3 separate regions of the Mus musculus genome follow, and all the other regions are linked to region 1. The links are chromatin loops, found by intact Hi-C in ENCODE. Cell type or tissue: heart. All regions are shown on one strand. Each heading gives the region's core, and the rest is flanking DNA. Links, peaks and the distances in the headings are about the cores only.

Region 1 (10,583 bases), core at 1,387-9,386:
GTCAACACGTGGCACTGCCCAGAGAAAACCCTCTGCCCCTCAACACACCCGAAGGGGATAAACATAGGTGACAAGAAATCACAGAGGGGACAATCCTCCAGGGTAAGTGGGGTTGGCAGTCTGGGCATAGGGTGTGGGTTAGTCAAAACTAAAGAAGCAGCCTTATAGAAATCCTTGGGTTTGTAAGCCAATTAAAGTAGATAATATCTTTTGAAAGAGTTTAAGCAGAGGTGCCCTGTATAAGTGGACAATTCTGCTCCCAGAAGACAGGAGTTATTAAACAGTCCGGTATTTCCTCACTACGCCCCTCTCCCTCCCCCTCAGAATGCTAATGTATATTCTGTGCTATTGTATGCTGCAAGTATGTAATTTGCTTTTTTATTTTACAGGGATTACAATTGGGAGATTACCTTAAGTCTCAGAAGAGACTTTGGACTTTGTGCTTTTACACTGTGAAAGACTATGGGGACTTTTGAGGTTGGACTAAATGCATGTTGCATTATGATATAGTCAAAAGCCTATGGAGGCCTGGGAGGAGAATGTTATGGTTTGAATTAGAATATCTTTTATAAGCTTATGTTTGAATACCTGGTCTCAGTTGATAGAACTCTTTGGGAAGGATTAGGAGGTGTGGCCTTGTTAGAAGAGGTGTGTCACTGGTTACAGGCTTTGAGATTTCAAATGATTCTCTCTGACTGGCTTACTCTTCCTCTCCCCTGCCCCCTTTCTCCCCCTCCTTCTCCCTCTCCCTAGCCCTCTCCTGCTCGCTCTCTCTCTCTCTCTGCCTCCTTGTTTTATCTCAAGATATAAGCACTCATCTACTGCTCCAGTGTCATGCCTGCCTGTCTGCTGCTATACTCCCTGCCTTGATGGTTATAGATTCACCCTCTGAAACTGTAAGCCCAATAAAGTCTTTCTTCTCTAATTTGCCTTGGTCAAATCTCTTCCCAGCAGTAGAAAAGTACCTAAGACAATAAGTAGCTGTGAGCGCTCAGTTACAGATGGGATGTCTGTATGAACTTCTCTATCCAAGGTCAGGAAACTTTGTCCCAGAGGAGGCAGAAAACATGTAAGAGCCAAAGGATGCAGAGGAGAGCCATAAAATGTCTTTGAGGCACAGCCTGGCTGTCTCATATAGCTGCTGAGGGAGGGAGCGTCACTTTTTGAAGATATGTCTGCTGGTAGGTTGTCTATCTCCAGTGTGCATAGAAGCAACTAACTGGACTGGGGATGATTAATAATAATAATAATAAACATTTAGAAGACAAGAACTTGAGAGGGGGGTAGTGGTGGTGAGTGAATAAAATGAAAATATATCATAAATATGTACAAATTAAAAAAAAACAAATGTTAAATATTCTTTGTAAAGAAAGGGCTCGGGCTGGTGAGATGGCTCAGTGAATAAGAGCACCCGACTGCTCTTCCAAAGGTCCAGCGTTCAAATCCCAGCAACCACATGGTGGCTCACAACCATCCATAACGAGATCTGACTCCCTCTTCTGGAGTGTCTGAAGACAGCTACAGTGTACTTACATATAATGAATAAATAAATCTTTAAAAAAAGAAAACCCATCTTAAAAACAAAAACAAAAACGGGCGGTGGTGGCGCACGCCTTTAATCCCAGCACTTGGGAGGCAGAGACAGGCGGATTTCTGAGTTCGAGGCCAGCCTGGTCTACAAAGTGAGTCCCAGGACAGCCAAGACTATACAGAGAAACCCTGTCTCGAAAAACCAAAAAAAAAAAAAAAAAAAAAAAAAGAAAAGAAAGGGCTCAGGTGTTCAATAGAGTGCACAGAATTAGAGCCCAGATACCAGTGAGGCTCACAGGACTTGCAGTGTCTCATGAGTCACATGACACAGTCTCCAAGAGGCTCTTCCCAGTGCAATGCCCTTCTCTGCTGGTCAGAGCTCAGTGAATCCTTCAAGCTCAGAGATGCCTCCTCCTTTCAGTCCTTCAAGTTTTCCGTTCCAAAGCACCCTGCCTGTCTCTCAGGCCTTGTACCCTGGACTTTGCTTCTGCTCAGTACACCAGAAAGTTCCTGGTGGGTGGCCAAGCAGCATTGACAGAAAAAAACGAGACACAGAGATACCCAGAACTGGACGTGCCAGCAGAGGCCATGAGGCTGGGCAGTGGCGTGGTGTGTCCCAGGAAATCTGAAAGGTAGTATGCTAAAACTGAACGTGGTGGAGAGATGGAGGAGAAGGCAAGATCACAAAGGCTGACAGGATGAGAAGGCAGTGGCTCCGGGAGGGGCCCGTCTTGCTCGGTGACATGGAGCTTCCTGGCTTCCCCTTCTTCATGTACCGAAGTAGTTAAACCCCAGCCTAAGTGACTCTTGGAACAGCTGCTAGGTCCCCTACCTTCTCTAGTCTCTCTCTAACACCTACAGGTCCTTCAGTACCCACCTTCATTCCCCTATCTCCTGGACTCCCCTCTGTCACTAGGATCAGGCCAGCCTAGCTTTTCGAGGCTACCCTGCCAGGCCAGGGCCTCCCCTGAGGATGAGGCCTGAGCCTGACTCCCCTCAGGAGCTCCAACGTGAGGCCTGTTGGGAAGGTCGGTTCTGTCCTGTGGCAATAATGCTCTTGGATGTTGCATTTAAGAGAGCAGCTGGATTCTTTTCATGCCATTCTTTCCATGACCTCTGTCCAGCCTTGGAGAATCTGTCTGGCTGACCACCTGTCTGGCTGTCCATTTTCACAGGTACTCTCATCTTCAGCTCTCCTCTTTCAGACACATCTGCCTAGTCCCCAGAACACCCTCACCCGTGTCTAGAATTGCTAGGACTCTTCTTCCATACCGCTAGCTGGCCTTCCAAGAAGCCAAGAGAAATGAGAACTTTCGATTTAAGCATGCCCGCCGACCCCAAAGTTTCTCCCCACTTTAATCCTTCCACACACAAAAAAAGGTGACCTGGTGTGGTGGTTAATCTTGTCAACGTTGCTGGTTTTAGAATCACCATGGAAACACACCTCTGGGTGTGTCTATGAGGATGTTTCTAGAAACGTGAGGGAAGACCCATGCTGAAGACAGGCAGCGTCAGCCAAATGGCTGGAGTCCTGGGTTAAGTGAAAGGGGAAAGAGCTGAGGACCTGCATCCTCTCTGTGCTTCCTGCCTGAAGACCCCATGTAACCGCTTGTCTCACCCCTGCCACAGTCTCCACTGTGATGAAGACTTTCCAAATGTGAGCCAGAATGAGTCCTTCCCCCTTGAAGTTGCCTTTAATAGGCATTTGTCACAGCATCAAGAAAAGTTAACTAATTCACCTAACCACTTCCTGTCAGGATCTATCTCGACTGCTCTGCTTCCAAGCTCTGGGTCCAAAGGACAGTAAAGTGTGTGGCTCTGGCTATGGGGGACTGAGTAGCCCTTCCCAGAGCTCCTCCCCTGCCCCAGCACTGCTGGCTGAGGCAGCACCAGGCAGCAGCAGGATCCTACCCACACCAGTCGATACCATCTCAGTAAGGAGTGCAGAGCTCCCAGCGGCCTTTGTAACAAAAGCATCCTGCTGAATAAGTGGACGGCAAATGCACCCAGCCTGCGAACAGTTCAGCACACTGCTAGAGGCAAGGGTAGGGACCAAAGCCAATCTGTGAGCCCACAGGATAGCCTAGGACCCACGTCTGTGCCCTGTTGGCTCATCCCTTCCCCTGTTGACCCTGAAAACAAGCACTGGACCTATGCATAGTGTATCATGAATAGGGAAAGACTCTGTCCTCTTGATGCTTCTGAGAGAGAGGGAGGGGCAGGGAGGGAGGGAGGGAGAGAGAGAGAGGATTTCAGAATAAGGCCACCAGTGCAGAAGGCACGGCGCAGAAGGAGCTATATAGCCACACATGGTGCAGAGAGCCAGAATTAAGAGACAAGAAGTGAGGTTCCATCCAGGCAGATGCTAAAGCAAACAAAGGCTCTGAGACCAGGATGGACTGCACAGTGCATAGTATGAGAAGGGGTGGGGGTGGGGCAGGAAGGGGCCCATTGGGAGGGCAACTTGGTGCCCTGCCTTTGGACACATGAACCACGCTCAGTCTCCCAGATCAAATCCACAATTGGAGTTTAGCTTGCTCATCTCCACCCCCGAAGTCCTTCCCAGGCTGGGGGGGGGGGACCAGGAAAGAACATGAAAGTGGGGAGATCCACAGAAGGTAAGGAAGGGGTGTCACAAGCACCTGTCCCCTCGGCGTTACTTTGTCCAGTGCCACGATGGTACTGCTCTAGACAACTGCTGTTAAAGATGAGACCTGGGAACCCCACCCTTCAAAGGTGAAAAGTGGGTCCCCTCAAACTGTTCCTGCTCTACCTGTCACCAACCTCAATACTAAGCTTTCTGCAGCCCTTCCAGCACCACAGCTGCCTGCATACACAGCGGGGTGGTGACTACATCAGCTTGTGGCAGCCCACAGTGCTGGCCATTAGGCCAGATCACAGCCCTTGACAGCTATGACACCCTAGTGGTCCTCCTAGGGTCTCTCTGGGCCTAGGATCTGGTGCCCCCTTAGGGCCACTGACCACGCTGCCATCTTTTCAGAGTGTATTATAGGATGCCACCACCCTTTTACAGAACCTGAGGCTTAGGAGGCAAGCACCGTGCCCACAGCCTTGGCATAGCAGGGGTCGGGATCCGGGGCTCAAGAACTGCAAGGAGAGAGACCCAGAGTCACTGGCAGAAATCCGTGCCACAGGCTTGGCTTAGCACCACTTCCTACAGGAAGCCTTCTCAGACTGTGTGCCTCTCAGTTAGGGAGCTAACTGATGCCACGTGGAGGCAGGAGCTGCCAAGTGCCTGAGTTGGTGCCTCAGGCCCTGGTGTTTCCCTCCTGCTGACCCAGCCCATAAGCCTAGACTTCAAGAAAGTGGTCAATCTGAAGGGAACATGGGCTTCACTAGCAGGTCTCTGTCCTGAAAGCCCCAAGGAAACAATCCTGCTTGGCTCAAGGGGAGTGAGAGCTTCGCTCTGGCCTCTCAACAGCCTTGGCAGTCACTTCTGGGAAAGGGAAATCTCCATTCCGAGGCGCCTGGCTCTAAGCAGGCTGGTCAGTTCATACCTGGGCTGTGAGTCTGGGTGAAGCCATGGGACACCCTCTGGAGCAGCTGGTGAGGCTCTCAAGTGAATAAGGCTGCTCCTGCCTGCCCTCCTGCCACCTGCTGCACCTTTCAGGGAAGATGCTAGGCTGGGGGCTGGGGGTGGTGGTAGGGCCTTTCTACATCAGCTCCTGGTTGTAGCCTGCTCTAGGCCACTCACTTTCATCTCAAAGGCATAGTATATGTGATGAACCTTTGTCTTGGGTTTCAGATCTTTTCTTTAAAAAAAAATCTATGTCTGAGTCTTCTATGTGCATATATGGTGCATGCCAGAAGAAAGCGTCAGATCCCATTACAGATGGCTGTGAGCCACCATATGGTTGCTGGGAATTGAACTCAGGACCTCTGGAAGAACAGCCAGTGCTCTTTACCAGCTGAGCCATCTCTCCAGCCAATGTTCACATCTTTAAAATGGACCTAAGCAAACTGCCTCTCAACCACAGCAATTGGAGCATTAATGGCATTGCTCTGTGCTAAGTGCCTAGGGCATCTTTGAGTGCACAGCAGATGGCATGCACTGCCATTGATATATGTAGCATCTTCACTGTCACATGGCCTGAGGCATGGTGCATGCTCTTCTAGAACATTCCCCAAGATCAGGCCAAGGGCTTGGAAGCGGGGAAACTTATTCAGAAGATGGCAGGGAAGCATACACAAGGAATTTGAGCCAGGGTGGCAGCATAGCCAGTGGCCCCAAGGGGGCACCAGACACTAGGCCCAGGGAGACCCTAAGGGGACCTCCAGGGTACCATAGGTGTCAAGGGCTGTGATCTGGCCTAATAGTAAGTACTGTGGGCTGCCACAAGCTAGTGCACTCGCCCCACAGCTGTGCATGCAGGCAGCTGTGGTGCTAGAGAGGCTGTGGGATGGAGCCTGAGAATCACTTGGCACAGCCAACAGCTCTTGACTCATAGAGAGGTCAACATATCTGTGTGCAACTGTCAACACGCGTGCAATCTGTCTGCTTTTGCATGTGCATGAGCAGATCTGCTCACGCTGGTGGTGCCGTGCACACCGGGACTCTGTGTCTGCTCTTGTGTGTACACATGGTCGTGAACACATACACCTTGTTCAGGGCTAGGCAGTAGGGCAGATGCACACACCCAACCCAAGCGATGCTGCAGGGTAGGAGAGAGATGGTGTGGTCACCTTGGCAACAGGCAGTATCTGGCTAGTCTGGGACAGCTTTGGTTCAAAAGAAAAAAAAGGGGGGGGGAATCCAAAAAGAGGCTTCATGAAAAAAAAAAAGGGAATTGGGGGTGGGGGTTTATCCCAGCAGCCCCAGACCAAGTGGACCTAGCTGAGTCCCTAGGTATAGAGTCCTTTCAGAGGCTTGGAAAGCCCACTCGGGTACAGCCAACAGGGGTTAAGTGTCCTAGGGTAATGCTACTGGAGGAGAAGGGGGCATGCTCTCAGGGTTACTGAGCCCCAGAAGGCACTTGGCACTCTGTAAACACAGGCATGCTGGGCCGTGCCTGCACAAAAGTCACCAGCTCTGACAATTAACGCACTAATTGCACATGCTGTCCACAGCCAGTGCATTAGCCCAGATCATGTGGTGATTTATTCACGAGAGCTTCCATCTCCTGTCTGCCCCCAGCTTCTAGCCTCAGCTGCCTCTCTGCTGGGCGAGGAGGCTGGCAGGGAGCAGACACTTCCCCAGCCTTGCTTGAAAACCTTGCGTGCTGTTTATGTTCCATCAGATAAGAGTGCTCAGGACGAGACCTCCGGAGAGCCACTCCCAGCAGACAGTGGCAGCTGTAACCTCCAGTCTGCCAGCGACAGCTGGGAAATGCCTCTTCTCCAGTCTGAGGAAGTGGGGTTTCTGAGGTAGCCACTGCTCAAGAGCCCGTGGCTGCAATCTTCAGCACAGTAATTGAAATGGCCCCAGACTGCTACCCTGCGTGCAGAGCACGGCCTGCAGGGAGATTCAGAAGCTACCCTCCCTTGATAGAAGAGGAAACTGCTATTCAGAGATGCCAAAGGACTCACTCAGAGCTAGACAGATTGTAAGTGTCAGAGCGTGTGGCTTTAGAGCCAGTGTCATTAAGGTCCTGTCCTTTAGCCTCTCTAGCTCAGTTCTGAGGGGTTGGTGCCATTAGGACACTTTAAAGACCAGGAAACTGAGGCTCCGAGAGCTAGAGATTTGCTGTGAGGTCACACAGATAGGAGAGGAAGTAGACACGTGACTTTGATGAACAGTGTGCTTCCCATGCAGGCTCTGGATAACACCCACCCCCCCCCCACCCCCAACTGTGACCCCAGGGCTAAAGTCTCCAAAGCACCTGATTGCAGCGTCAAAGGAGCTGTGCCAGGGATGTGAGAATAGCTCAAGGTGGTCAGCGCACTGCTGCCCAAGTCACACCCAGGGAGGGTGCCCACCCCTGTGCCTCTGAATACCCCATCCACCAGCCCTGGAGGCTAGCTTAGTTAGCTGTGACTACCAGACCCAGGACAAAAGTATGCAGGACCCCCAAGTCAGAGCAGCAACTTCAGGTGGTAATCACAGTTACCATTCTCAAAAGACAGGCCCCTCCCTCATCCAGGCTAGCACGGGACCTGCAAAGCAGCATTAGCTTAGAGAGTGGACCGAGGCCCCCACATGCTCCCTAGAGCACCCTGAGGGCCTCTGTGGAGATGCATGGGAATGCCAGGTCACTCTTACTGGGCCATAATCACCTTGTTTGTGAGGCACCAACTCTGTCTTTGAGGGCTAAGGTAGACATGAGGACTGACCATCATGCACACTGTTCACAGAGCAGGAGGCAGAGCAGGCAGCACATTTTGGAGATCAACCCTGGAATACCTTGGCTGTGTAACCTTAGGTCCCCAGTCACCCCTCTCTCAGCCTGTCTTCCTGTCTGCTGAAGATTCCTCCCAGGGCTCTGACAGACAAGGAGTCTGAGTTTTGCAGTCCCCATCACTGTAGTGGGCACCTCTGAATGACTTCAGCTCCTGTCTACCTCCCACGGTTCTAGAGTAGCTACAAGCTAGACCTGGTAGAGGCCCAGGTATAGCAGTGGACATCTGGGACTGGCTACTTAGGCCCACAACCTAGCTGTTCCTGTTCCACACAGCAAGGGAGGGCAGAGCACACTGTGGAGATGACTCTGCCACCTCGTGGAGAGATTCCAACCACTCCCCAACCTACACCAAACCCCAAATGCTCTCTGGGCTAGTTCACAGCTTTTACTCCACGCTCTGCTGCTTGGCCATAGAAAGATCTCTAGCAGGTCGCTCGCTATACCTCTCCTGCCTCAGTTTCCCCAAGCCGAAATTGGGCATGATTGTAGTGAGGACCTCCAGGTTCATAAGGAGGTTAGTGTTGAGCCTGGCAAAGAGAACTATCACCATCTTTATGCCAACTGCCATCATTTCTGCCTACATATTTTGCTGTAGGCCTAACAGGGTGTAAAAAGTTTCTGGAGAAACAGATGGACATTTTCTGAGAGTTCCCCCTTGACGACGCCTGCTCCTGTAGCACACGCCTGCTCCTGTAGCACACGCCTCCTGCTCTTGCAGGGCCATCCCTCCCAGAATGCCCGCAGCCTGCCTACTGTCTTCTTCCCACACTTAGCTTCCAGCCAAGCTTCTGGTGTGGACTCCTCTGTGGACTTCTTAGTCACCAACAATGTGAAGGCACACCAGGGCCTCCCTGAAGATTTGCAAAACAGTAATCCAGAGCCTTGTCCCCAGATACCAAATACACTGAAGCCTTAAAAGAGCAGTGTGAGCCAGGCACGGGCCTTTCCTAGCACTCCCGAGGCAGAGGCAGATGGATCTCTGTGAGTGAGGTCAGCTTGATCTACTGAGTGAGCTCCAGGACAGCCAAGGCTGTTAGAGAAAGGAAGAAAGAAAGAAAGAAAGAAAGAAAGAAAGAAAGAAAGAAAGAAAGAAAGAAAGAAAGAGAGAGAGAGAGAGAGGGAGGGAGGGAGGGAGGGAGGGAGGGAGGGAGGGAGGGAGGAAGGAAGAAAGAAAGAAAGAAAGAAAGAAAGAAAGAAAGAAAGAAAGAAAGAGAGAAAGAGAGAAAGAGAGAGAGGGAGGGAGGGAGAGAGAGGGGGGAGGGAGGGAGGGAGAGAGAGAGGGGGGAGGGAGGGAAAGAAGGAAGGAAGGAAGGAAGGAAGGAAGGAAGGAAGGAAGGAGCAGTATGAGGGAGATATTGAACTTTTAGAGATTTACAGACAAGGAAACTGGGTTACAGGGAACTGACCTGCAGATACTGGAGATCTGGAATAGACTACTGGCCTGGACCTCAGCCCCTTCTCTACTCCAACGCAGTAAGCAGGACAGCAATGGCCGTCACTAGTCACTAGCAGTGTCCACACTGACGATGGCTCTGAGCTTAGAGAAACCACATTGCAGGGGTCATAGGTTTCAGTGAACCATCTCTGAGAGTCAAAAACAGTGGAGACAGACCCAGAAAGTAAAGCCCTGTACACCCCTGACCGCTGTGGCCTCATCTGTGAAGTGAGAACTGAAGGACTCGGGCCCAATGCCCTGAACAGAACAATACCCAGAAGTCAACTGTGAAATGACAAGGTAGAGCTCCTCCCAGCCTGTGCCCACCAGCTCCCATCACACCCCACAGGGCACTACAGTACTTGAGCTGGATTAATGACCAGCAGACAGTGCTGGGCCCATAGCAAGAACATGGGAGCAAAGGGAAGAACTTGACCAAAGGAGAAGCCACCGAGGTTAAGGGAGTGGGAAGGGGCCCATGAAAAACAAGGTGACATTCCAGGAGAGAGTATATGAAACAGGTCATATTCAGGGAGACACCAAGGATGGACAGAGTCATGCAAGGCTAGTCCTGGGGTGTAGCCAACCATGGGAACACTTTGTGAGCCCTGAACCTGGGCTCTGAGGGCTGGACCCTTCAATCGTGGCTCAAGAGAATACCAGAGGCCTCAGAGAATCCTTCAAGCCTCTGTGAGCCTGTGGCCTCCTAGGCAAAGGACTAGAGAACTGAAGGACTAGCGTCTTGCAGGGTTGTGATGGACATGCAGTATGTCAGCACACATGAGCTTCTAGAGCCGTGGTTCTCAGCCTTCCTAAGGCTGCAACCCCTTAATTCAGTTCCTCGTGGTGTGGCCCCACCACAACCCTCATAAAATTATTTTGGTTGCTACTTCATAACTATAATCTGGCTACTTTTAAAAATCATAATGTAAATTCTGTTCCCCAACAGGCTTGTTTGTTTATTTTCTTTCTTTTTTGTTTTGTTTGTTTTGTTTTTCAAGACAGGGTTTGTCTGTGTAGCCTTGGCTGTCCCAGAATTCACTCTGTAAATCAGTCTAGCCTGAAAGTCACAGAGATCTGCCTGCCCCCACAAAGGGGTCACAATCCATAGGTTAAGAACCGACGTTCTAGACAGTTCAAGCTCCCACTCTGTAGGCTTCTGAGCCCAGGAGACCAGGATATGGCTGGGGTAGAGGTGAGCTGGAAAGCCTGGACATGGAGAACAAGAGGTGCAGACTTACAAAGAAGACACAAGAGAC
Region 2 (10,142 bases), core at 1-8,000, 91 kb after region 1:
GCTCCGCTGCTGGGAAGCCCATGCTGGCAGTATGCCCCAGCGCAGAATCACAGACCTGCAGGGACTTTCCCAAGTCAGCTAGCATGGAAGAGTTAGGTGGGAAGGAAGAGGGTGAAACAGAGCTACAGAATAGGGTGAGCTGCGTGTGTAGATCATGGCTAGGACACTGAGAGGGTTCAGATGCTGTGAATCCTGGAATTGGGGGAGCTAGAGTATCTGGACAGGGAGGTGAGACATTGGCAAAGGGCTGTCTGTCCTGGGGATTGAGAATAAGGGGCAAAGAGTAGAGCTCTGAAGGCAAATCTGTGTCACCTGGCTGAGATAAGGGACAAGGCACAAAGCAATCTTGTCACATGTCTCCTGCTCCAAATGCTTCCTTGAAAATCAAGCCTACTCTGTGCAGCTCATGGGGACCAGTGCCACCTGTCCTTCAGTTCCATGTCCTCCCGGTGCCAGTAAGTGTCCTCCCACCTGGGATCGTTTAAATTCAATTTAAATAATTCAATTAATCAAATGGAATGACTGGTTTGTAACTGAGCTTCATTAGTTATAATGATCACATTAATTAACTGAATGTAACCAGATGTTTCTCCCTGGGGAGTGACAAGATAGGTGGATAGCAGTCACATAGTGCAGGCTCCGGGCTGGCTCTTTCTCTCTGGGGCTACAATGTTGCCTGCTGCACAGTAGGTGCTCAGACAACAAAGACCATGTGCCAAGCCCTGCAGAGAGCACAGACAATGCCCCCTCCCCCTGCTGTAGAGATTCCATTTCCCGGAGGAGCCAAGGACAGTAGAGTACCATAGAAGGAGGGTTTGGGAAGTGAATGTACAAAGCAACTGCTCCATACCCAACCCGAGATGGCAGCCACTGCCACCTCCCCAAGTCAAGTTGGTACTCAAAAGAAACAGTAGTCCATGGCTCCCTCTGTACCACAGAGGGCGACTGTGGCTAACGAAACCTGGCTTGGTAGGTAACCCAGTTGCAATGGCGCAGAGCTTGGGTCATGTGGACATCTGATTTCTGGGTCCTGCCTGGTTCTGCTATCTCAAGTGCCCAGAACCCTTCTGAGCCTCTGTGAGCTTCTGGAATGCCTTATTGCCTGCTGCCCAGAGCTTGAAGCTAGGGGGTACTCTACCAAATGTAAGACTAGTGCAAATGCATACCCTCCCGTGTGCTTCCACGAGCTAGTGAAGCAATGGCTTCACAGGCCAGAGTGTGCACATGGCCCTCATGTTGTGGGCCTTGGGAAGCAGAATGGGGACAGAAGACAAACCAGGACCCTCTAGAAAGGCTGTCTTCATGGAGTGACCTCCCTGGCAGGGGTAGGGGACAGTGTAAAGACAAAGCAGATGCTGGAGTTTCCATGGGTATGAGTGGCTGGGGAGAGTCTTAGGCATCCACTCTTACCTTCCGGCTGGCAGATGGGGCAACCTGGATCCTGCTGCCTAGGTAAAGCCTTGCTCGAAAAATAAAACAGGGAAACTGCTTGAGATAGAAAAGAGGGAGCCAGGCAGCTCTCACAGCTTGGGGGGGGGGGGAGGGGGAGATGCAGGGAGGTGGGGCTAGCAGCCACATAACCAGGTGAAAAAAAGTCTTCTCCTGGCCTAGTAGCCCAGTCCCCAGCACAGAACGGGATTGTCCTGGGTTGCAGGACAACACCATAGGATGTCAGAGTGGGGCTGGCGCCACATAAGGGCTGCCTAGACTTCATAGTTCTGTAGGGACCTTACCTTCATCTAGGTCTTGTGTCCCACATCCTGCCTTCCAGGCCTCACGCAAGCCCTGCCTGACCCAGGCTCAGAGCAATCAGACCCTCCTGGTCCAGTCCCAGAGGCAGAGAAGGAACAGAAATGTTGACAGATAACAACTAAGGGAATGATGTAGATTCTTTGGGGAGGTGGTCTCTGAGCAGACCATCTCAGGGCAAAGTACTGGGGAAGGAGAGAATGACACAAAAATAAAAAGCCAGGCGGCGGGGGTGGTAGCAGGGCCAGCTACGATGGGTAGGTCACCTGGAAGGTAATAGCTATTTTTCTCATTACGGTAACAAAGTGCCTGACAGGATAGTTTAAAGGAGGAGGGTTTAACCTTTGGTCCATTTGAGGGTACAGCTCATCATGGCAGGAAAGGCACAGTGGCCAGAGCTTGAGATGGTGCATCCATGGTCAAGAGGCAACAGGAGACAGACACTGCTACCTCATCTTCCTCTTCATCCAGTCCAGGAAACTGCACCATAGAATGGTGCCACCCGAATTCAGAGTGAGGTCGTCCCACCTCAGGGAGACCAGTCTAGAAACTCCATCACTGTCATGCTTAGAGGTTCGTCTCCTGGGTGAGCCAATGGTCAGCGCTGACTGTTACAGGGAAGTTTTGAGGCAGGAGCTGCAGCACAATTCTGAGGGAGGCAACAATGCTGATATTGAACCAAAGCTGCCAGCCCTGACCTCCAGGAAGGGGTGTCCTGTAAGTGCCACGTGTCCTCCAGAAGCCATTCTAGGACAGGCCTATCTATCTGTAGTGTTTGTGCTGTTTGAGGGCTCTTGTGCAACGCCTGAAACAGAAAGGCCTCTGTGTCCATCAGTCCAGAGACATTAACTCCAAGACTAGAGATGCCTGCTGGTTCCAGCCGCTGCCTGATGGGAAACAGAGACAACGGGTACTCTGTAGGGCCCTGTTAGGTTCCTAATCTCCTGGCCCTGACTCAAGAAGTGTTAATAGGAACAAGAGGGGCCTGCCACTAAGCAAGGAGCCTGGGGTGGGACCTTCGCTGTAGCCATGGGGCCATGCTTTGAAATGTCAATGTGATCTGCACACTGGATGGTGGGCTAAGGTTTCCAAACAGTAAAAGGACCGAAACCACTATTTGCAGCACTATAAAGAGGAATGTGCTGTGAGGCACTAGGCAAATTTCAGCAAAGTGAATTATTAAGTCCTTTGGAGCCCCACGTGGTGGAGAATTGCAAATTGTTATCTGTTCTACAGAGCCTGTCTGGTCAGCCGCGGGACACTCTGTAAAGCGCGCTGCACTCTAGAAGTGGAATGGTTTGCCAGCTACAAAGCCGGCTCCCTCAGCCCTGTGTGAACAGCACTGTACCCTGCAGAATCTACAGAGGCTTGCAGGGCAGGACTAGGTCCAGGCTTTGCCGCCTCCTGGCGGCCAGGGAAAAGGCGATCTGGCCGCAACCTAGACTACTGCAAAGAAGAACCTGCGCATGCGCAAGAAGAAACGCCCGCCCACTTTAGCCTGTGGGTACTCACGGCCAGACATTGGTTCTACCTTTATGTTATTCTTCAACGAAAGTTAACCAAGTCCCTTTAAGGATTGGCAGTTTCCTCTTACAGGAATACAGTAGCAGGGCACATGTGTCCTGATGGCGTTGGGACTGGTGGGCCATTCTTTTAAATCATGCCATCCTGAGACAGGACCCACCAACACAGATCTTGGGGGAAAGAACCAACCTATGTCTAAAGGCGAGAGGCTCCGTGAAACTGTGAACCTGGGAAACTACTGCACAGAGGTGAAGGAAGAGTGGTGACAGAGGCCCCATGGGTTCTGGACTCTCCCAGGCACACCAAGGCCCTGCTGTCAAACTGTGTGGGCTGACTCTCCCCATGGCCCACCTGTGCCTGAAGTTACACTCCAGTCTTCTGACTTGGGCATGAGCACATGAGTCCTTCCTAGCCAGGAGTAACCCTCCAGAGAACTGTGGCTGAGTGCCTGTGTTTGTCAAGCTAGGAGAAGCAGTCACTAGATCCTGATGACCTCATAGAGTAGTGTATGGACACAGGTCCTTTAGGATATTGTCCTGAATCCACCAGTGCCTGAGATGACACATTCCTGCTTACAGGAGAACAGGGGTAACGGGGCCTATGCAAGTCTTCCAGGCAACAGCTCAAGAAGCACAGAGCCATGCTGACCTACCAAGGGCATTTATACCAAGTCGCATCCTCAGAGCCTTCTTGTAGGCATCACTACCTGCCCTCGGCCTCAGCTGGCTCTGACTACGTGTTAGGGAGCTCTCTGGGCACATTCTCTCAGCTTACAGCTGAGATAGCAGTGCAAACAATGTGGAGCCTGCTGCTTCCTACCCGGTCATCTCTACTTCGGGGACCATCACTTGGATGAGTGAGTCAGGTTGCCTCTACAGGGGCCTAGCCTAGGTGGCCATGGAATGAAGCACCTCAGCCCAGCACCTTGAGAGCACCTGTGGCCTGTGGCCAAGTCTGAGGCCCTGGTGGGCTGGCAGCCTCCAGGCCCTAGCTATATTGTCCCGGCATGGTCCCAGAGTAAGGATTCCGCCTAGGGCTCCACAACTCCCCAAGAAAGAGCAGGCTTGCCACAGTCAGTCTCACACGATTTTTTTTTTTTTTTTTAATTAAAACAGCAATAGGTTCCTGCCCAGGAAAAGGCTGGAAGAGGCAGGCCTTTCTTCACAAAAATAGATTTTCTTCTTTTTTTTTAAAAACACCACCAAAGTAAACCTATTAGCTTCCAAGAGCTGGTCACACCTGGAGAGTTGTTACAGCTCCCTCGTGGCTTTGAGCCAAGAGCTTGAGCCATCCTTGCAGACTCCAGTCCGAGCACTGGGCGGCTGTGAGCCTGCTGGCACCCAGGGTTAAGTGGTCAGCTCCAAACCATGCAAGAAAACCCAGCAATACCCACAAAGCAAAAGGCAACAGGAATAATAGTTCAAAGGGAAAGGCAGATACCACTAAAGGTGGTAACCAGAGGCTGTCTGAGGACAGTGTGTCCCTCAGAGACCATTGGCCAGTGCTGGGGGGAAGGCCTTGGGAAGCTCAGTACGTCTCTCAGGAAAGTCTTAGGAGATTCATCCCCATAGTGTGTCCTCAGCACCTGAGACAGGATAGAGATGTCCCTGATCCAGGCCACAGTGTACGAAGTCCATTCATTCAGTTGTGATTTAAAATATATATACAACCTGCATGGCATCCAGGACAGTACCAAGGCTATGGCCTGTCCAGAGAGACACCAGCTGCCTGCTCTTCAGAAGCGACAGCGTTTGCCGGGGTACACAGGCCCTGTCAGATTCATCCCTTGGGTAGAGGCCTGAGACCCTGGGAGCAGCAACAGCAGAGGCACTGTGGGGCACATATGGCCTGGCTGGGAGCCCCTGAGGTCTGGTTCTTTGGCACTTGGGACAGCTAGTTGCAGAGACCGACAGGAACAACCCCTTAATTTCTCAAATGCCCAGGAACAGAATGGCAGTAGCTTATGGCTGTAGGTAAGTGCTGCCCCAGCACGGATGTATGGATGCTGGCAGACCAGTGGGGTCCTGGGCCAGTCCCTATGAATCCTCTCCCAGGATCTCCTTCACAAAGGCAGCAATGTCTGTCTTCTTAGTTTTGTGCAAGGTGAAGAATGGGTGTTCCTGGTAGGAAAGAGAGGTACAATTTCTAGGGGTGAAGGGGCACAGGAGAAAGTATAAAGGAGAGGTTCCCTCTTTTCATGCCCCTCCTACCTGGCCAACTCCTGCTGGTCCATCCAGGACCGCTGCCCCTCGAAGCCCTCCAAAACCATCAAAGCTTGTGACTCTGCCTCACCCTCCTACAAGAGTCCCTCCTGCCACACAAACATCTCTTTCCTCAAGGGTACCAGACCTCTGCCCTACCAGACCCTCTACCCTTCCTTCATTAGCAAAGAGCCCATACCCATCCTTCCAGGCTCAGCTCAAATGGCATCTCCTCTAGGAAGCCTTCCCTGATGCCACAGTGACTCCTGTGCCCCACTGTCACAGCCCCGTGCACCTTTCCACAAGGCCTGGGGTACAGGCATGGGTGAAGGTGAAACTACACAAGCACATGCAAGGGCCAGGCAGAAGAGCTACCTCTCTACCCTGGAGTGCAACCCTCTTCCAGACAGTCCCACCCAGCCCCACCCAGCCACTACACAGCACAGGGGACAGGGCAGGTACTTCTCGTGCACACTCACCATCAGCTCCAGGTAGCTCATGCGCTCTGCAGGGTTCTTCCTTAGGCTAGGAAAGAGGGCAGTGAAGACAGGCTCACACGGAGGAAGCGAATCCAGACAGGCTGGGCTTGCCCCCATTGAGCAGCACACTCCTGGGGCTCAGAGATGGAGCAAACTGTCTGGGAGTCTCGCCAAGTGGCTTGGGGTCCGTGGGTACTAACTCTATAGTCTTGCAGCAACTTTCCCTGCCTCTTGGAGACCAGTGGTCTCTATAGTGACCCAGGCTAGGTCTGTGGCACCAACCCCAACATGCTCTGCCAAAACCACAGACTAGATTATCCTTTATCAGAAGGGAGGACTCCAGTCATTGGTTCCGGAACATAAAGTCCAACCAACAAGAGGCAAACTAATCAATGACTTTGTTACTGGTCTCCTGGGCCTGCAGCTTTTCTTGTTTTCTGCTGAGAGGCTTTGACTTGTCCTCTGAGCATCTCTGGGCCAAACATGCAAAACATTGGTTTGCTCTCACTAGTTTCCTCTTAAAAATGTATTTTCTAAATCTCTCTTATAACCCAAGAGTTATAAGAATACTTTTACTTTCCATGCAGTTATTTAATTATGGTTAGAGAGCTCGTCTGTATAACTGCTTTTCTTACTCTTTTGTAACTTCAAACATCTTTTTTTTTTTTTTTTTTTTTTTGAGACAGGGTTTCTCTGTATAGCCCTGGCTGTCCTCTAACTTACAGAGATCCTTTCTCTGCCTCTCAAGCGCTGGGATTAAAGATGTGCACCACCACTGCCTGGATCAAAAACATGACTTTTCTAAAACCTCTATGAACTTTCTGTAATTCAGTAAAAACTTCTAAACAACAAAAAAGCAACTTCATTATGCATTTTAATGTTCCATAATATATGTTACTACACACAAACACACACACACACACACACACACACACACACACACACACACATACACACACAAAATCCCTCTACTCTTTGGGGCTACCTGATTCATCCTTTTCTGCAAAGACTAGAACTAAAAGCTACCACTGGGACTAAAACCTTTTACTCGTGCTGGAACTAGCTTTACCTCCTGCCTTCTGATACCAGGTGGCTCAAGGGTTATCTTGCTGCAGAAGGAGGGGACACAGCCCAGATACTCACCACTGGCTAGTGAAGTCCACAAACTCAGGGGAGAACTGGTCCGCTGGGAGCTGTGGGGATGGCTCCTCCACCACCTGCTTCAGCTGCTGGAACGGTGTGCCCCAAGACTCATAAGGGAATCGCAGAATGGCCATCTCGATCTGAAGTAGGGACAGCAGTCAGCAGGTTCATTTGGTACCCAGAAGCATGATGAGGAAGGGATTTTACCCATAATTCCCCAGCACCCCAGGCCAGGCCTTGGTATGAGGGCTGACACTGACTGCCCTCATACCAAGCAGCAGGCCAACTAACTACTGAAGCTCCTCTGACTGGACTGGCAGACCTAGCTCAGACTAAGGCTCACCCTGGGCTGGGTTTAACCCTTACTGGTTTTTTAAATTTTTTTTTCAAACACTCTAAAATTGGATGATTTGTATTTAACAACTTGGGTTCCAGACAGCGTGTCAAACATGAGGAGTGGCAGCCACATACACCTTTCCCATAAGGTGGCAGTAATCAAAGTACCTCACTGGGTCCAGTCCTAAGCCCCTGTTGGCCCAGCTACTTCCTCTTCAGTACCTCCCCAACACAGACTTCAATATCCAGGGCCACCTATCCAGCTGTTGTTTTTACTAGTTAGGCCAACAGGGAGTGGCGGACTCCTGCATGGATACCTCCTGACGGGTGCAGTGGAAGGCCTCAGTGACAGGCTGTGACCACCATAAGGAATGGAGGAGACCTCTATAGCAACTGCAACTGGCCCTACATAGAGCACTAGAAACTATTCTGATGAGGGACTTTCCTGTCAGGTTCCATGCCTTTCCAACCAACGTGGGAACAGCATGAATGGGAAGACAGTGTGTGTCACATGTGTGCCCGCCCACAGGACAGAACTGCATGCAGCATTTCCAGAATCTACTGCAGGACCTTTCTGCAGACTGCAAGAGAAAGCTCAGTAGCACCCATATACCTAACCAAAAAGCACCAGAGTATGGACCTCAAACATCTTGTCTGTTTTTGGCTTTTCCAGACAGGGTTTCTCTGTGTAGCTCTGGCTGTCCTGGAACTGACTCTGTAGACCAGGCTGGCCTTGAACTCAGAGATCTACCTGCCTCTGTCTCTGCCTCTTGGTATTAAAGGTATACATTACCCTGCTCAGCCTGATGATTTTTTTTAAAGAGTTTAGAAAAAGATAAATAAAAACTAACTCAACACAAAGACATATAAGACAGTTTACCTATCACAGGACCCCCCGGGAGCCAGCCCCCTATAATGACTGAGCGTCAGAGACAGCAGTGGAGATGGTGACACCACTCAGGGCCTTCTTGGTTCAGAGTGTGACCTGTGTCTGTGCAAGGTAACTCCCTTGTATTCTGAGACACAGGAAATTTGTGTGCCCAGAGCTCCCAGGGCAAGAGGGATGCACTGAACCGTACCGTTGCAGCATTTTAAGTGGAAATGTTGGGCCAAGGATAAACATAAGTGGTGAACCTGGAGGAAGAGGTCCTAGAAGACAGTCCAAGCCTTGCTCCTGTTCCTGGGGCCTGAAAACCCTACTGTAAAACCCTGCCTTCAAGATAAAGCCTCTTTAAAAATAACAAAATGTCTTCCCCAATAGTCATGAGATCAATCATGGGAACTTGGACAGTCTCAAAACATTTAGGCAGGAGGAACGAAGAAAGTGGACAGCATATCTTGGTAACTGTGACTCCTGACGGTCAGAATGTCCCTTTCTGTTAAATATCTTTGCAACGGAAGATAGACTATTCTTGCTATATCATTTTCTCACATGTGTTCAGTACAGAAGTGTCCCCATCTTCAAAGAGTTTAACTTGACTGTAACATTTTGCTGGCTAGTTTTGTGTCAACGCTACACAAGCTAAAGTCATTTGGGAAAAGGGAGCCTCAACTGAAAACAGGTGTGTCCCGTGTGTCGTTCCCCCCCCCCCCCCACAGACTGGCCTGTGGGCAAGCCTGTGCATTCTCTCAATTGATGTAGGATACCCCAGCTCACCATAGACACTCAACCCAACCTTTGGGCTGGTGATCTTGGGTAATGTAACAAAGCAGGCTGAGCAAGCCAGGAAGTAGCACTCCTCGTGGCTTCTGCTTCAGTTCTTGCCCGGATTCCCCTTAGTAAAGGGGTGCAACTGGAAAGCTGTAAGCCAAAATAAACCCTTTCCTCCCCAAGTCCCTTTTGGTCATTGGTTATTGTTTTATCACATTAATAGGTGCATCGGAGCTCTCGGCCAGGCAGTTCTAGAAGGCAAAAAAGTCCATCCCCACACCTGGACTTAGCTTTGTCTGATCCAACTCAATCCTAATGGTCTGGGCCCTGCTCCTCCCTCCAAACCAAGGGTCCTTTCAGCCTCCACAAGCCAGGATCTACAGCCTCATGCTACTGAACCTAGAGAAACACAAAAGGAACCTACAGCAATAGGTTCCTATTTAGGGGGGGACCAGGCACTGTTTTGGTTTTTTTTGTTTTGTTTTTGAGTGTTGGGAAGGATATTGAGACAAGGTCTCATGAAGGCCAAGCTACCCTCTAATTTATTATGAAGCTGAGGATAACCATTTAAAAAGGATGCTACCATAGGAATCATATCACAGGAAGGTGCCATCATGCCCAGCTAAGAGTTTGCCTTCTTGATTTACTTGCACGGCAACAACTAAGCTTAGCATTGCCTGGGATTTCCTGATCTACACCAGTGGCTCTAGAGAAAAGGCTGAAATCACAGGATACAGAGAACAATCATGATGGTCAGGAAAGGGTCCTACAACTCCCAGATATCCTTGTACTCATATAGAAATGTTTGATGGAACCCACAGACCCTATACAGACAGACATCCATCCCAACAGGCCAGCAAGTGCTGAGCCCAGCCCCAGACGTACCATGGTGATGCCGAGGCTCCAGACATCAGACTTGACATTGTAGCCCTTCTGATTCAGTTCAGGGTTGATCCTCTCAGGCTGCAAGAAAGACCAGAAGGCTTGAACACCCAACAAGGCTCCCTCAATTAGACCTTTTCTCTTCTACACCAAAACAGAATACCATTAGGTTCTCCT
Region 3 (10,583 bases), core at 1,437-9,436, 67 kb after region 1:
CTCATTCACTCTCACATACACCCTCACATGGAGAACCAACCTCCAGGGTGGGGGTGGGGGGCCGCGTGCCATGCGCTGGGGGCGGTTTCAGCCTTGCCAGCCACACTTTATAAATTTTGCATCATCTTGGCTATGAATAGCTCCTTCTGCAGCAAGGCAGACAGATCAAAGGGAGAAGAAGGGCCCGAGGAATGCTGGGGGAGGGTCAGGATGTACACTGAATCCCTAAAGAAGCTTTAGAGCCTGAGGGAAGGTGGGTGGTGTGGTAGGGTTGAAGGAGGGGGGGGATGATATCCCTTCCCACCCCACAAGGTGCACTTCCAAGACCAAGGTGAGGTTCCACAGGAGTTCCCAGTAGGAACCTGGAAAACCTGTATGCTTCCAAGATCATGGAATAGGGAGCCTGGAGTGGCACCTGAGTTGGCCTGAGGCCCGGATATCTGGTCAAGTAGAGGCTATTTTCAGATGAGCACCATGAGTCCCTCGGCCAGTCAAAGGGAATGCATGATGGGGCTCGGGTGAACTGACAGGGAGGCGTAACAGGAAGTGAGGTCCAGTGAGGTACAGGTCAGAGGTTAGGGAGGTCCCCAAAAGGCTGATGCGCTCATGACCACTTTCATAGCATCTGTGGCTAGGAGACCTGGGTTCAAATCCTAGCTCTGTCCTTTCTTAGCTGTTTGGCTTTTGGCCAAATCCATGACCTCTCTGTACCTCAGTTTCCCCAATATTGGCTTAGGAGTAAGTAATAAAAACCCTGGAGCTGGGTGGTCGCCCAGTGCAGTTCCTGGCCCCCAGCTGATGTCTACCGGAGGCATCGCCTCCCCCCAGGCCACTTTGCCACCCCACCTGACACAAGAAAAAGCTGGTCCTGCTCCAGGCCACATGAGCACACATTATCCCATGCCACCAGTGTTGTGGCTTGCCCATAAGAGCCAAGGAAGCCACTGGCAAACAGCCCTTCCCACCCAAGGGGAACCCAGTTTTTGAAGCTTACAGACTACCTCTGCCTGGCCACCCATCTATTTATACCACCATCTCATGTCCCCAGCTCAGGGTCTCTGGCCACTCCCAACCATCTGTCTCACTGGACTGTCATAAGCATAAATGTTCCCAGCCACCTGGGTTGGTGACACCTTTACTTTGTCTAAGCGCCTGCCCACACTAGGAGCTGCTCTACTACATCTGCTCTCTGAACAGCTCCTCTGAGGGAAAGGCCATTACCATCCCCAGGGCTCCTGTGGGCTGACGGAAGGGAGGCAAGGCACAGGCCTCAACCACGCAACGGGTGATGTCAGCCATGGCTCTTACGTGCAAGTGCTGGGAGAGAGGGTAAGTCCCTCCTGTTCCCTGGACCTTAGTTTCCTAAGCAATATCAGACCTAGGGTGCAGAGATCCCATAGCAAGACCTATAGAGTCCAACCCCAGCCTTTTGCTTGCTGGCTGGAGAGATGAGTACCCAGCCCAGCATGCACTTGTCTTCCTGCCTCCCAGACCTGGAGCCTGAGAGCTGAGCTTAACACTCAGTAAGGGCTTGGGAGGTAAGACAGAGCAGGGTTTCTACAGCTAGGGACAGATGAGAAACCCAGCCCCTCCAAGGGACCAGTGAGCACCCACCTGACATTCTTTTTTGGCTTCCTGGGGCTCTACCTAGGAAACTTCCTCCAAAATAAGACATGCCCTCCTTGAGGAGAAAAGGGAAAATAGATGAACAAACCCAGGAAAGCTGGCCTTACAGAGTCACAAGGGCCCCATCAGAAAAGCAGGTGCTAGGTGAGCAGACTCCCTCACCCACAGAGCTGCTTGGGGGAAGGGGTGGTGGGGGCGGAGGGGGTAGGGCTTGGGGGACTGGGGGTGGGGAGGAACGGGATACCACTCTAGCCTGCCAAGTTTCCTGGGAGTTCTCAGGAGGGATGGGCCTTTCAACCCCTTACTCATACTCCTGTTAGTGACCCCAATAAACCTCTGATTCACCAGGTGGGATCTGAGTGACATCGCTGTTTTGGCCTGTTATCCATGTCCTGTGTGGGGTGAGCACACATTTACTCTTATCTCCCCCAAATCAGGCAAGATCGGATTACCACCATCACCATCACCCCCACCCCAAATGTCTTCTCTCTTCTGCTGGCCAGGTCAGAGGGAACCTCAGAGATGCATGTTTCTGAGATTGTTCCCTCAGAAGGGAAAGATGGCTGCACTGTCACTCGGAGCCCATTTCCCAGGCTGGCTCTGGTACTTGGGATGTTTTTGGCATGTTTGTCTTCAGAGTTCTGCTACAGCCACTTCCTGCCACTGAAACTTACAAGCTATGTGACTCTGGGCACATGGCTTAGCTTCACTGTTCCTGTTTCCCCAGCTCCAAGACAGCAGCTGACAGCCGCTGGCATGGTGCCGTGGCCTCACGTCCCAGCCCCCCAAATCTGGTCAACTTGGTGTGTGTGAGCAGGACCTCTCACTGATGTTAGGGCCCCTCCAAAGCCACATTCATTTTTCTTTGCTTTATTACAGAGTCTCCTTATGTAGCTTAGGCTGCCCAGGAACTGGCGATTCTGCCTCAGCCTACAATGTTGGGATGTCAGGTATGGGTTTCCAGGGTTTGCACCTTGACTCATTGTGCAAACTTAGACAGACCACCTCACCTTTCTCTGCCTCAGTTTCTCACCTTCAAGACAGGCTCAATGCATATCTAACCCTAGACTCTCATCATGAAAATTAAGGGATGGAAATTAAGAAAAAAGCCCAATCACCAGTCCTGGTCCTCTTGTTGCTGACACTGTCATTTGTCCCCAGCCCTGTACCTCCATCTGGGGCAGGCCACAGGCACTCGGCTCAGATGGGAACTCTCCATTCCAGACACATTAAATACTTCTCTATGGCTGTGATTAAACACCACGACCAAGACAACTTAGAGAAGGAAGAGCTCATCTGGGTTTGGAATTCCAGAGAGATACAGGTCCATAATGGCAGAGAGGCAACACACGTGTCAGGCAGAACAAACAATCAGAGATCGCGTCTTCAGGCACAAACACAAAGAAGAAAGAGCAAACTGGAAGTGGAGCAAAGCTATGATGGCTTCCCTCAGTGATGTAACTCCTCTAGCAAGGCTGCCCCTCCCATAACCCGCCCCCCCCCCCAACAGTACCACCTACTGGGTGCCAAGTGTTCAAATACTGAGCCGATGGGGGGTATTTCTCATTCAAGTCACCACGGAGCTGACGAGTGCCTCATCCCACTGCAGCTGGCATGCAACAAACACATCAGATAGGAAAGCAAGGCTGGCAGACCACAAGCGCTCAGCCATACCCCTGGCCAGGAGAGTCTGGCAGCAGGATCCTGCTCCTGCCCTTAGGTCTGGGCTAAAGTCTTGGATGTGATGTCTAGAGAATTTTTTTCTCATGTGTTGAAGGCTTTGATCAGGACAAGCCTACCTGCCCACACATTTCAGTGTGGGAACCTGAGGTCACAGCTCACTCGGGAATGGCTCACACTTGAGAGTCAAGCCCAGGTGGCCCGGGACAGCTGCAAAAAACCAAACACAGCTGAGTTCTAATTCCAAATCCACCTCAGACACACAATTGCACCTACTCTGTGACATGGCTGTTAGGAACAGAGCTAACAGACCACACAAGGGACCAAGGGTTCAATGAGAGACAGCCCCTGTTGCCCACAGCCACTGGCATTTATAAAGGCATGTTGAAATGTGTTTCCCATCCACACTGCACATTATGAACTTTCTGTCTGATAGATCAAACCCCTCACTGACTTCAGACACCTTGGAAGACCTGTGTCTGACCACCTACCTGTTTCTTCCATCAAACCTTCCAGGCACAGACACTATGGCTCTGGTGTTCTCTGTGGTGCCAATAGAATGAACAGAAGGCCTGACACATCAGAAGATCTTAGATCATGAGTATCAGTGGGAAGGATGGCAGCGTTCACCACGGATAAACTGCAATATGGCTGCTGTCTTAATTAGGATTTTATTGCTGTGAACAGACACCATGACCAAGGCAACTCTTGTAAGGACAATATTTAAGTGGGGCTGGCTTACAGTTTCAGATTTGGTCCATTATCATCAAGGTGGGAACGTGGCAGCGTCCAGGCAGAAATGGCACTGGAGTTGCTGAGAGTTCCACCTCTTATTCCAACGGCTACTAGGAGGAAACTGGCTTCCAGGCAGCTGGGATGAGGGTCTTAAATCCCACACTCACAATGACACGCTTCCTCCAACAAGGCCACACCTACTCCAACAACCACACATCCCCATTCTGCAAGTTAGTAAGTTGTTTTAATTGGGGGCAAAGCCATCTGGAATATGAAGAGAAGTATGAAGCTAGGACCGGGGCTGATTAACACACTCTGCCAGCGCTTTGGGTTACACCATCAAAAACACTATTAGGGGGCTGGAGAGGTCGCTCAGAAGTTAAGAATGCTTGCTGCTCCTGCTAGAGTTTTGTTCCCAGCACCCACAGCCACCTATAACTACTGTTATAGGAGATCCTACCTTCTGCTTTCATAGGCACCTGCACACTTCTGATGTACATATCTACACTCAGGCACACACATCCATGTACACACACACACACACACACATAGCTCATGTGTGACATATTGTAGAGATGCTCAGGCCAAAGGCACCTTCTAATGGCTCCTAGCCTCTTGCACTAGATGCTTAATGCGCAAAGTATCACCTTGGCCCCAGAGAGAGGAAGGAAGAGCCACCAACTTTTCCATACTACAGGAGGGTGGCTTCTGCCTTGCCTGTCCAGCTGCTCAGTAAGGCAGCTGTATTCCTACCCCAAGGGTGGAAGGGGTTGGTGAGCCAGAGGAGAAGGAAGCCAGATCCTCAGTCCTAGATTCCCACCCAGCTGCAGGGGACTGTGCAGGGACAGAGCAAACTTCTCCAACATGAGTCAAAGGTGACTTTGTCAATGCAGCCTGTTCTAGTGTTGCTTAGATAGGGCCTCAGGGGGTGTGGCTCAGTGGCCTTCAGTGGCAAGGCTCTGGGAACCAACCAAGCACTGCAAAAGACAACACAGCACAAGCCAGCAAAGCCAAGAGTGAGCTAAGCAGAGAAACGCTGCCATCGGGATTCCCACAGTCACACCTCAGCCTGGCTGTGGTGGAGCTGGCCAGGACAGTGACCAAGCATGGCCGAAGCCCACCCCACAGCCATGTGGTCACCTAGAAGGCAACTCAGTCCTTGAGTTCCTAGCCCCAGAGGCAGAGAGGACTAGGTGAACTCGTGCTTATAGCTCTTAGCTGCATTCAGCAAGTCTTGTAAGGAAGACATTTAAAAGGAATCAAAAGGGATCAGGAAGGTCAGAAATCTAGGACAAAGACGAGGGTGGGAACAGGGAGCACCCCTGCAGCGTCGAGTTTCCTTCCAGGGACAGAGAGTTCAGCAGTTCAAGCACTTGGAACCTTAAACCCTGCAAACTCTGCCAGTGGGCGGCAGTATCTCAAGCTAAAGGTTGGATTAAGGGCGTGGCCTCCCACCTGCTGCTCCACACAGACCGCCTTTGGCTTTACTGAGAAGGCAGAGAAATCAAAGCAGGGGGCGGGATGCTGGGTGTGTGTGTGTGTGTGTGTGTGTGTGTGTGTGTGTGTGTGTGTGTGTGTGTGTGTGTGTGTGTATGTGTGTGTGTGATGCATTTACTGCAAACAGCAACCCTGGAGGAGAGGAGGCCTCAGGTTCTACCGGAAGTGTAGATCCCATGCCCTGGCTTATGATGACTTGAAACTTAAAGTGGGATTAAATTAGACCATCACCCTTCTAAGAAACAAGATACCAGCTGGGGAAAGTAGGAAATCTTTCTCTCCATAGGGAAAGATGGAAAAACAAAATGGAAAGAAAGAATCTCTCCTTGAACCCACACAGAGGTTCTGGGAGACACCGCCAGTAGGTGGCTTCCTCCCCAAAGCAGCACAGCAGGCCTCTGGGAGATTCATGGGGTGGCCAGATTGTGCCTGGAGAGGGCGTCCCAAATGGCTCAGGATTTGGAGTATCTAGACAGGTTCTATTGGAAGTGATTCCAGTGCCTCTCTGGTCCCAACCCATTGTATTACTGGGCTACCTAGAAAGGACAGAGGCCTATTAGGCCAGAAGGCTGTGGGCAGGGAGCCCACAGGTGAGGCTGTCGCAAAAGGCTGGCAGAAACAGGTTTGAAGAGAGAGAAAGAGAGAGAGAGAGAGAGAGAGAGAGAGAGAGAGAGAGAGAGAGCTAGGTCATATGTAAGCAAAACAAGCGATTTTGAGGAAATGGGAGAGCCAGCATTAGTGAGAAGGGAGTGAAAGAAGGGAGAGATGGCGTTAGCTGTTTGTCTATCTCTCCTGCACCTCCCAGCCTTCCTGCTGGAGAGGCATGGTCATGTGACTTAATTCAGTAAACACTCCAGGCTAGGACAGTTGAGGGGTCAGACACTGCCTCCCTCCACTATCTCGAAGGGTCACTGTGGAAACCCTTTGAGTCACAAGAGGGAAGTGAGGGTCAACATGTGGGTAAGGCCTCAGACAGTCAGTTACAACAGGGTAAGACTGGTCCAACAATCATCAAAACTGTGGGCTTTGTTATTACAAAGTTTCTGAGCATACCCGCTGGAACACACACATACAATTGGAGCCCCACTAACCGTGTCACTTTATAACTGACTTTAAAACTGTTTAAAACATAGCTTAGCTGGGTTTTTGGTTTGGTTTGGTTGTTTTTTGGTAGTGATAGGGATTGAACCCAAGGACTCTTGCACATGAGGTGAGTGCTCTAGCTGTACCCCTATCAAGAAGACCCCACAGGGATTTGAATGGACAGTTGAAGCTGTGGGAACATCACCCCAGTCATGACATAGAGCACTTCCTGCACCCTGAAGGCACCTTCTGACCATTTGCACGTGATCCCTACCCACTGGCAAACTTGACTTGTGTCCTGTATGGTTTGCCTTTTTCAAAAATGTCATGTGTGAGGGATTTCATAGCAGGACCACAGTTCTCTGCGAAGAGCTTCATCGCACCCCTTGGGAGACAGGTGCGGAGGCCCCTCCTTTTCAGTGCTGAGTGCTATTTCCACAGCACAGCATACCAGTGTGCTCACCACTCACTCAGCAGCTGCTGGTGCTTCGGCTGTTTCCTGTTTGCTTATGTAAATAAAACCCACAGGCAACATTTAGCCCCGAGTTCACACGGCCCCACGCTTTTATTTCTACTGGGTTAAGGGCTGCGATTACGTTTTCTGGTTGTGCGATATATGCATATGTGCCTAGCCAAGAGACCATCAGAATGCTTGTCAAAGCAGCTGCACCATGCTGCCCTCCAGCACGCAATCTACCAGAGCACTGTCTGCTTTTTTTTTTTTTTTTTTTTTCATATGAAACTAAATTCCAACCCGTCCCCAGACCAGTCTCTGGAGAACAATTCAGGCACTTTGATGCTTGGAGCTGTCCCCTGCTGCTTAACATTTAGGTCACTTCCATTTTTTTCCTGATTACAGACGTGACTGTGAAGGGTGTCTTGTATATGAATTTTAGTGCACAACTCTGGTTGTTTCCTAAAAGTGGGATTCCTTGGTGAAAGAATGACTTGTTTATGCGCCTTCTTCAATGAGCCAGCACACATTGGAGAGGAGATGGGGGAGATTTCCATCAGTCTGATTTGTGTTTTCCCTTGCTTTCTTTCTAGTTTTTATGTAGCGCTCTCTGCTCTACTTAAGACACATTTTATCCAGGAGCACATTCGGCTGTGTTACCATCCAACTTGTCAACCTGCGCACAGTGGCTTCTGTCTCTACTGTTATGCATCTCTACCCAGAGGCTATCAAAACAGTCAGGTTTTTACAAAGGTCTCAATCTTCATAGTTAGCACTTTACATATTTATATTTAACTGTAAAATACATGAGACAGCACAAGGATATGGCATATGCATAAGTTTAACAGAAAACAGCAAGAAGGGGGGAGAAAGGAGGAAGGGAGGGAAGGAGGAAGGAAGGAAAGGAGGAAGAAGGAAGGAAGGGAGAAAGAGAGAAAGAGAGAAAGAAAGAAAGAAAGAAAGAAAGAAAGAAAGAAAGAAAGAAAGAAAGAAAGAAAGAAAAGAAAGAGAGAGAGAGAGAGAAAGGGGAAAACACTCTCAAAAATCTTTGTGGAGTAAAGGAACCACAGAGGACATGATATTGGCAGCATCCTCTGCCTGCAGAATGTAAAAGGAAGTAGAAATGACCCATCTGGCGTTTAAAGAGGGAACTTTTGAGGGTAAGGTGGGAAGAAAGTTGAGGGTCGACTCAGGGCTTCAATGGGACACTATTTCTTTAGGCAAGAGGTGGACCTCTGGGGTTCATCTTGGAGTTAGGTTTAAATAGATATTCATTTCATACACTCTTTTGGATATCCATACTGTGTGTGGCGTATAAAGACTGAGTTAGGATAAAATATACATGACAGTTGGCCCCTTGTCTTAACTGTTGTGAACATGTGGTGCTGTGGTCCTGGATGTAGTCACAATGCTGTGTGGCCATCCCTGCCTTCATCTCTAGAGCTCCCTCCTTATACTGAAACTCTGGGCTTATTGAACCCATCTCCCAAAAGCTCCTCCTCCAGTCCAAGCTCCACCCTTCTCCTTTCTGTCTCCATGAGTCTGATTCCTTCGTGGGTCTCTATGAGTGGAATTTGATTGCATTTGTTTGCATGGTTGGCTTGGGTCAGAATTTCCATTCTTTTTAAAGATAAGTAACATCTCATTGACTGTATCAATCATATCTTATCTTTTTGTTGGTCGATTAACTCCACTAGAATTTTAGAGAATTTTTTTAAAATTAGCTTCTTGATTTCCTATATGACTCTTTAAAACCAGGAAGATATGTGGTGGGTGGTGTGCGGCAGGGGTCAGCAATCTACTTTGTGAGAACTTTATCTCATTGCATAAGTTTTTGTTTTTGTTTTAAACCTATTTTGGGGAGGGCAGGGTAGGAATGCTAAAATAAGATGTATAGTTCTCAAATATTAATTAAGCAACTGTTCCTTGCCTGGTACATCTCTAGGACTTGGGTGCAGTTCTACAAAGGAGAATAAGGACCCTCCTTACTCTGCCACAGACTGGTGCCAAGGCTGAAGAGACTGGGAAAATTGTGTGCCAAAGGAGGGAGTTGCCACTCCAGCTTTCTGGGGTGTTCTTAGAGTAGGCCTTCTGGAGGTCTTCTTGGTTTTGAGACCTTACAAGGATAAAACCTGGGCAGGGTGAGTGGGACCACTGAGTGGGAGCACTAAAAGCAGAAGCATGCATCATTATTTAGATGGTATTTATCCCCATCCACCCACATATCATTCATCTATTAGAGGCTTGGTCCTCAGTGTGGTTATATTGGGAGATGGTACCTTGAAAAAATAGGCTGTTGATTGTTGATGGAGCTGTAGGAAACTGTAGTTCTCGAGACCTGGGTAGATTTGTGAGAGTCTGGGTATAAAGGATCAGGTTGACCCTTCCCACTCTGGCTTCTAGACATCTGCCATATGACAGCTAAGGGACCCTCACCAGGCTCAAGCAGGTATTGATGCCATACTCTTTTTTTTTTTTTTAAGATTTATTTATTATATGTAAGTACATTGTAGCTGTCCTCAGACACTCCAGAAGAGTGTATCAGATTTCCTTATGGATGGTTGTGAGCCACCATGTGGTTGTTGGGATTTGAACTCGGGACCTTCGGAAGAGTAGTCGGCGCTCTTAATCACTGAGCCATCTCGCCAGGCCGATGCCAGATGGCATACTCTTGAACCTCTAAAGCTGTTAGCTAAATAACCTTTCTTGTATGTATCACCCACATGTTATGTTGTAGCAATGGAAAATAGCTACATTTACTCTAGGATTGTCCGCTGTTTCATAGTTTACTAGTCAAAAGTGTTCAGTTGCAGGTAACATAATCTCTCAACCACACTGCTATGATCATAAAGACATTTAATTACCTCACATCAAGAAAAGCTTAGTCAGCCCTCAGGAGACAGAGGCAGGCTGATCTCTGAGTTCAAGGTCATCCTGACCCACATACAGAGCTCCGTGCTAGCCAAAGCTATATAGGGAGACCTTGTGTGGTGGATAGTTTTATGTCAACATAAAGTCATCTGCCAGGGGGGAACCTCAATTAAGAAAGTGTAGGGTTCCCAGTGGGGTCAAAGATCCTACAGCACTGGGTTCTATAAGAAAGCAAGGGTGGGTATGGGGGACCTTTGGGATAGCATTGAAAATGTAAACGAGGAAAATACCTAATTAAAAAAAAAAAAAAAAGAAAGCAAGCCATGAAGCGCAGTCCAGTAAGCAGCACCCCTCTATGACCTCTGCATCAGTTCCTGCCTCCAGGTTCCTGCTCTGACTTCCTTTGATTCTGAACAATGATATGGAAACATAAAATAAACCATCTTCTCCAAGTTGCTTTAGTCATGGTATTTCATCCCAGCTATAGTAACCCTAAGGACACCATGTCTCAGAAAAAGGAAGGAAGGGAGAAAAGGAGGGAAGAAACTGATCCAAAACATCCCATAGAAAGGTGATAACCAATAAGACATTCAATGATGGGCTGGTGAGATGGCTTAGCGGGTAAGAGCAATGACTG

What was found. A loop is a pair of places that touch in the nucleus more often than their neighbours do. Peaks named below come from ENCODE experiments on the same cell type or tissue, not always from the same donor. Only the 100,000 strongest peaks of a DNase experiment are listed, where the experiment ranks them.
Region 2: a loop joins it to region 1, with 8 times the contacts of the local background. A loop is called at or near these places in 12 of 42 quality-filtered maps.
Region 3: a loop joins it to region 1, with 2.1 times the contacts of the local background. A loop is called at or near these places in 2 of 42 quality-filtered maps.

What each region holds. Positions count from the first base shown.
Region 1 is chr11:61,039,095-61,049,677 of GRCm38, reverse strand. The region is part of intron 1 of Kcnj12 (potassium inwardly-rectifying channel, subfamily J, member 12); the gene reads right to left. Among named protein-coding and RNA genes, the nearest start is that of Kcnj12, 22 kb to the right of the region's middle. In heart, for the core only: CTCF peaks have their summits at 5,831 (motif pointing right) and 8,209 (motif pointing left); a DNase peak (open chromatin) is centred at 5,897; H3K4me3 peaks cover 462 bases; H3K27ac peaks cover 1,040 bases; H3K27me3 peaks cover 760 bases.
Region 2 is chr11:60,947,015-60,957,156 of GRCm38, reverse strand. It overlaps Map2k3 (mitogen-activated protein kinase kinase 3), which reads right to left. Exons shown (of 12, transcript NM_008928.5): 9 at 9,969-10,046; 10 at 7,097-7,236; 11 at 5,954-5,999; 12 at 4,346-5,393. The coding sequence ends at 5,310. Among named protein-coding and RNA genes, the nearest start is that of Map2k3, 20 kb to the right of the region's middle. In heart, for the core only: a CTCF peak has its summit at 3,150 (motif pointing left); DNase peaks (open chromatin) are centred at 2,486 and 3,146; H3K27ac peaks cover 562 bases.
Region 3 is chr11:60,971,779-60,982,361 of GRCm38, reverse strand. Gm35681 (a long non-coding RNA gene) reads right to left here and starts at 3,353. Exons shown (of 3, transcript XR_879910.1): 1 at 3,147-3,353. In heart, for the core only: CTCF peaks have their summits at 5,388 and 5,940 (motif pointing right); a DNase peak (open chromatin) is centred at 5,011.